Linked DNA regions of Homo sapiens: region 2 is linked to region 1. The links are chromatin contacts, found by Hi-C or POLR2A ChIA-PET in ENCODE. All regions are on one chromosome and are shown on one strand. The core of a region is the stretch at or near the end of the contact, and the rest is flanking DNA. Distances in the headings are between cores, read along the strand shown. Region 1 has its middle 22 kb from the start of LINC02156. Region 2 holds the start of LINC02354 (long intergenic non-protein coding RNA 2354).

Region 1 (2,700 bases), core at 187-2,686:
TGGGACTACAGGCGCCCACCACCACCCCTAGCTATTTTTTTGTAGTTTTAGTAGAGACGGGGTTTCACCGTGTTAGTCAGGATGGTCTCGATTTCCTGACCTTGTGATCCACCCGCCTCGGCCTCCCAAGGTGCTGGGATTACAGGCGTGAGCCACTGCGCCCTGCCGAGAAACACGTTTTTAAGGGGTGCTAAACAAATGCTTTGTTTTGGACAAGGTAAATTTGAGATGTTTCTTAAACAAAGTCCAAGTGGATCTGGAGCTCTGGAGTATAGTCAAAGCCTGAGTTAAAAATGCTAGGAATTCCTAGCATGAGGTTGGCTTTTAACTCTATGGAGGGGCACGGTGAGACTACAGGGTGAAATGAACATCATGTGGCATCTCAGAGGAAAATCCCCTCTTTTTCCCCATCTCTTCCTCTACAACCTACACTCACCTCGGGATGTGATTCACTCAGACTCTAGGCCCACGTCCTCCCCTTGGTCCCCTGCCTCTTCAGTCTTTCTCCTCCCCTCACCCTTCCCCTCAGTTGGTGTTACAAAAGTTCAAGTAACCGGGGAAGAGAGAATTTTCCTGAGAAAGGAAAAAGGTGGCAAAGGTAGGTAGGGAGGTGGTGGGGCTGGTTCTTGGAAAATTCTCTTTGACTGTAAAAGGGGAAACAAAAGCAGCACACAATCCAGTTAGTACCAGTGCACATACTAATACTTTTTGACCTGTCACACTTTTATTGTGGTTGTTTCTGATGAGCTGCCCCTGGAATTTTCTTGAAAGCAAGAAAAATTCCTATGTTCCTAGGGAATTCCACCATTACGTTAAACCAGAGAGAGCTTAACAAAATATATTTGTTGGATAAATTGCCTTTTCATCAAAAGTACTAAATTACCTGTGTATTTATTCAATATTTAATAATTCAACAGCAGTGGAGTAAATGTTTACTGAGCCAGTACAGTATATTTGTGGATGTGTGCACATGCGTGTGTGTGTGCGTGACTTGAACACTCATAAGTAGACTCCTACATTGTGGAAGCAATGATATTTGGGAGTAGAAGAAGAATCCTGTCTGATTAAACCATCTCTTCATTGTTTAAGTGTTGGCACCCTTTACTGGTAAGTACTTGTTTTTCAATAACAAGGATGGGATGTTGGAATGAAGCTCTGGCAATCCCTGGTAATGAAACTGAAGAGCAAACGTGGCTTCCCCCTCAGATATTTTTGGCAATTAATTCACTTATATCCAACCTCTAACAGATGTAGCACTTGGGGGGAAAGAATAACTTCCTTCGTGCCTAGATTCCTTATCTTCTCATAATTAAATCATAAACAAAATAAAAGATGAAATGAAATATACATCATTGCCTTAAGAAGAAATAGAAATGCAAATGAAACGGCACAATCTGTGGATTGACAGACTCACCAGGAGTTCGCATCTGGGACTTGGCTGGCTTCCAGAGTATTTGCTTGTTCATTTCCTTACCCTCTCCTCCCTCCTCTTTCAGTCTCATTGCTTTGCCCTGACTTGAGTCCCTCTGCTCTTTCTTATCTTGCCCTGGATGGCTATTTCTCTTTCTTTTGTACGATGAGTATTTTCACATTTCCTTAGGACAGTACTGCAAAATAAGGTCAGGTTATAAAAAGAAATTATATATTCTGCTGGCAAAATAACAAATTGACAAGTCAACGAGGGCCTAGGCAAATTGATTTTTGAAAAAAACGATATGGACAATGTAGTACCTTTCTTTTAGGAAACACTACACTGCATGTTCTTCACTTTGGGGACTATTTAGAGACCCAAAGACATATGATAGTTTGAAATAGGATAGGTTTTACTCACAGCTGGGGACCAAGTGCCACAGGCTCTAAAATAAGTTTTCTACTTCCTCTACCTCAGTGACTAAAATTTCTACTTGAGGACAATATTAGTAATGCTGTATACTTCATTGGTGTTGCTGATTCTATTATTATAAATATAGTTTTAAACTACACATTTGTATGTCTTTGTTCGGCTCACTACTGCTCTTTTTTTTTGAGATGGGGTCTTGCTCTGTTGCCCAGGCTGGAGTGCAGTGGTGTGATCTTGGCTCACTGCAACCTCCGCCTCCTGGTTCAAGCAATTCTCCTGTCTCAGCCTCCCGAGTAACTGGGATTACAGGCACGTGCCACCACACTTGATACATTTTTGTATTTTTAGTAGAGATGGGGTTTTGCCATATTGGCCGGTCTGGTTTCGAACTCCTGACCTCAGGTGATCCGACCACCTCTTCCTCCCAAAGTGCTGGGATTACAGGCTTGAGCCACCGCACCCAGCCTCCACTACTGCTTTGAAGTGCCCTCCTTTTGTGCCACACACTGAACTAAAGCACGATGACACTATCTTTCCTGGTTCTCATAAAACCCTGGGAGGAAGGCATTGCTATGCCTGTTTAACAGATGAGGCGTCTGAGTATTGGAGAAAACTCATCTAACTCTTCTTATGTGTAGCAGAGCTAGGAGTTCTGATTGGACCCTCCTGGCATTCTAGCCCAGTTGAGGTCTGACTATTTTAGTGATTTGTTGGGGGATCCTCCTAAGCATAGGTGTATGCTTGCCAAAATAGCCCTCTGTGAGCCTTGGCTTATTCATCCGACTAGCTTTATTAGAGAACCGGATCTCAAGGAGGTGGGTGGGAGGTAGGTGAGAACTCTGGGAGATGGAAAGGGAGAA
Region 2 (2,700 bases), core at 70-2,569, 440 kb before region 1:
GTAATCGGATTCTATCAACCTTCTGCTCAGAGAAGGAGCACTGGGAAGGGCAGGAGAAGGCCAGTTGTCAGGGAAGATGCTGCTCTATGCCTCAATTTCCTTGCCTGCCTGGACACTAAAACGGATCCAGGTCTAGAGATAGATGCTTGAAACCCAAAGGGAGTGGTCACCCTCCTAGAGCAAATTAACCCTTAACACTGGCCTCACCAGCTTTTTCCTTCACCTCTTGAGCCTCTTCCCCAATAAGAGACTGGAAGGGATGAAGAAGAGGTAAAGCTATAAGTCTAAACTTGTGCTGTCCATACAGTAGCCAGTGGCCACATGTGGCTACTAAGCACTTGAAATGTGGCCAGTCAGAATTGAAATGTGCTGTTAGTATAAAATATACACTGGCTTTCAAACACTTAGTATGGAAAAAAAATGTAAAAGATTTCATTAGTAATTTTTTATTTTGATTGCATACCAAAATAATGTTTTAGATTTACTATATTAGGTTACATAAATATACTACTAAAATGAATTTCACCTGTTTATTTTTCCTTTTTTTGATGTGGCTAATAGAAAATAAGTTACATATGTGGCTCACATTCCGTTTCTATTGGACAGCGCTTATCTAGACCCTCCCAGCAGGTGAAGTGTGGGGCTCCAGGCTCGGGAGACAAGGGCAGTACATGACAGACACAGGTGCAGGCCCTACTACAGGTGTGGGCCAGCCAGAGCTCCAACCAGATGTCTCCAGACAGACACTGAAGGACAGATTCTCAGTGGCCAGCCTCACTCAGGCGAAGCAAAGCCAGGCAACATTTCCTGGATAATTCCTTCAGTCTTTGACTTCATGAGGGTCTCTGGACTGAGGCTTAGCTCTCCTGAGCTTGTCCCTGTAGATGCCCCATTATTCTGGAAAAACACTCACCCAGGACCACCCAGACCTTTGGATCCCCTCACCTTGATAGTTCATTGGAAGATTTTTCTATCACTCCACCTGGGCCAGGTCCTGGATCTCTTTCCAGAAGCCCAGAGGTGTCCTTCCTCCTGTCTAGAGCCCTCCCTCCCACGCACTCTGTCTTAGGCTTAGCTCACCACAGGCTGGGAGGGGATGAGAGATGGAGGTGTGCTCAACTTGACCTCGAACTTCCATGTACACTACCTGGGTCACAGGCACATTTTGAGCTCCATTTCTAATGCCTATAGAAGGGAACAGGAGGGGACGAGGGGTGGCAGATATACTCCATTGGGCTGCCCTTCTCTGTCTCATTCTCCTTTTCCTGTGCCCCGGCTGCGCCATTTGAGGGCACTGAAGCTGGGGCCCAGTCTGCGTGGGTCTGCCCCTCCCTCTCCTTGCCTAGATGACTCCACCTCTCCCAGGTCCTGGCTGGGATCCGAAGGCCCCAGGCAAGTGGGGGAAGGGGAGCCACTCCCACTTTCCCAGAAGCTGCTGCTGCCTCTTCCTGTTTTGCTAAAACTCTGGCTCTGGACTCAAGCAAAGAGGGGGAAGTCACCAGCTCCTGCCCCCCGCCCCAAAAGGTCAACCTTGCCCCCCTGGTCCTCTTATTTATAGCCCCCACTACCCACCACCCCCCCACCCCCCGGCCCCAGGCCCTGGCTAAGGAGCTGGATGTCTCCTCCCTCAAATAGCAGCTGTGGCCATTGCCCCAGGGATACAGCCAGATGGGCAGATCACTCCAGATGTGCAGTGTTTCGGGAGGGGAGGCCAGGCCCTTTCTGCAGTCCCTGTGGTACTCCCCGCAGCCTGGTCCTGGTTCCCCTCAACTTCAAGACAACACTTGAGGATTTCAGGAGGATCAGGAAGGTTGCACCTATTTTCCCATTTCTGTAGCCTGGCCAAGCTACCCTGTATACCCTAGAAAGGTCAGCTTGGGCGATAGGCCCTACTGGATTCATTTGCATAAATCAGCTCAGTGCTCACTTTGAGACCTCAAATTATAGAGGAAAACAGGCTTAGGGAGACAGAAGAGACAGGACACTGTCTCTCTTCTATTACTGATGTGAGCATTGGAGCTCTGTCCCTAACAGCCCAATGTGTGCCAGGCACTGTAGTTAAGTACTTCATGTCCCAATCTCATCGGTCCTCGCAAAACCCTAATATAGCAGGCACTTCATACCCTAATCTGCAGATGGGAAACCAAGACTCCTCAAGGTTAAATAATATACGTAAGGTCAAGCAGTGGGGAAGCAACAAGCTCCAGCCCAAGCAGCTCGACACCAAATCCTTGCTCTTAACCACAGTACAACACCTCCTCACTCTGTCCATTCTTCTGGGTACTTTTAAATGATCTCTTTTTTTCTTTCTTTCGTTTTGAGGTGGAGTCTCACTCTGTCACCCGGGCTGGAATGCAGTAGCACGATCTCAGCTCACTGCAAACTCTGCCTTCTGGATTCAAGCAATTCTCCTGCCTCAGCCTCCGGAGTAGCTGAGATTACAGGTGCCTGCCACCACGCCTGGCTAATTTTTGTGTTTTTAGTAGAGACGGGGTTTTGCCATGTTGGCCGGGCTGGTCTTGAACTCCTGACCTCAGGTAATCTGCCCACTTCAGCCTCCCAAAATGCTGGGTTTACAGGTGTGAGCCACCACGCAGGCCTAAATGATCTCTTAAAAGCTCAGTGCAGGGGGCCAGGCATGGTGGCTCACACCTGTAATCCCAGCACTTTGGGAGGCCGAGACAGGTGGATCACCTGAGG

The links. Hi-C counts contacts between places; a loop is a spot of excess contacts on that map. ChIA-PET counts read pairs that join two places held with the same protein, here RNA polymerase II (POLR2A). Pooled maps may share reads with other maps.
Region 2: a loop to region 1 is called in a pooled map, with 2.5 times the contacts of the local background. The contact joins the promoter of LINC02354 here to the enhancer-like site in region 1. A Hi-C loop is called at or near these places in 4 of 50 pooled maps. POLR2A ChIA-PET finds 5 or more read pairs at or near these places in 2 of 52 experiments (BJ and activated naive CD4-positive, alpha-beta T cell).

What each region holds. Positions count from the first base shown.
Region 1 is chr12:47,392,008-47,394,707 of GRCh38, reverse strand. No RefSeq gene overlaps it. Among named protein-coding and RNA genes, the nearest start is that of LINC02156, 22 kb to the left of the region's middle. Within about 2 kb of position 1,436, at least 14 of the 41 ENCODE cell types and tissues checked have a DNase peak (open chromatin) inside an H3K27ac peak, as active enhancers do.
Region 2 is chr12:47,827,776-47,830,475 of GRCh38, reverse strand. LINC02354 (long intergenic non-protein coding RNA 2354) reads right to left here and starts at 1,319. Exons shown (of 3, transcript XR_007063292.1): 1 at 946-1,319. RefSeq lists an enhancer at 2,181-2,360.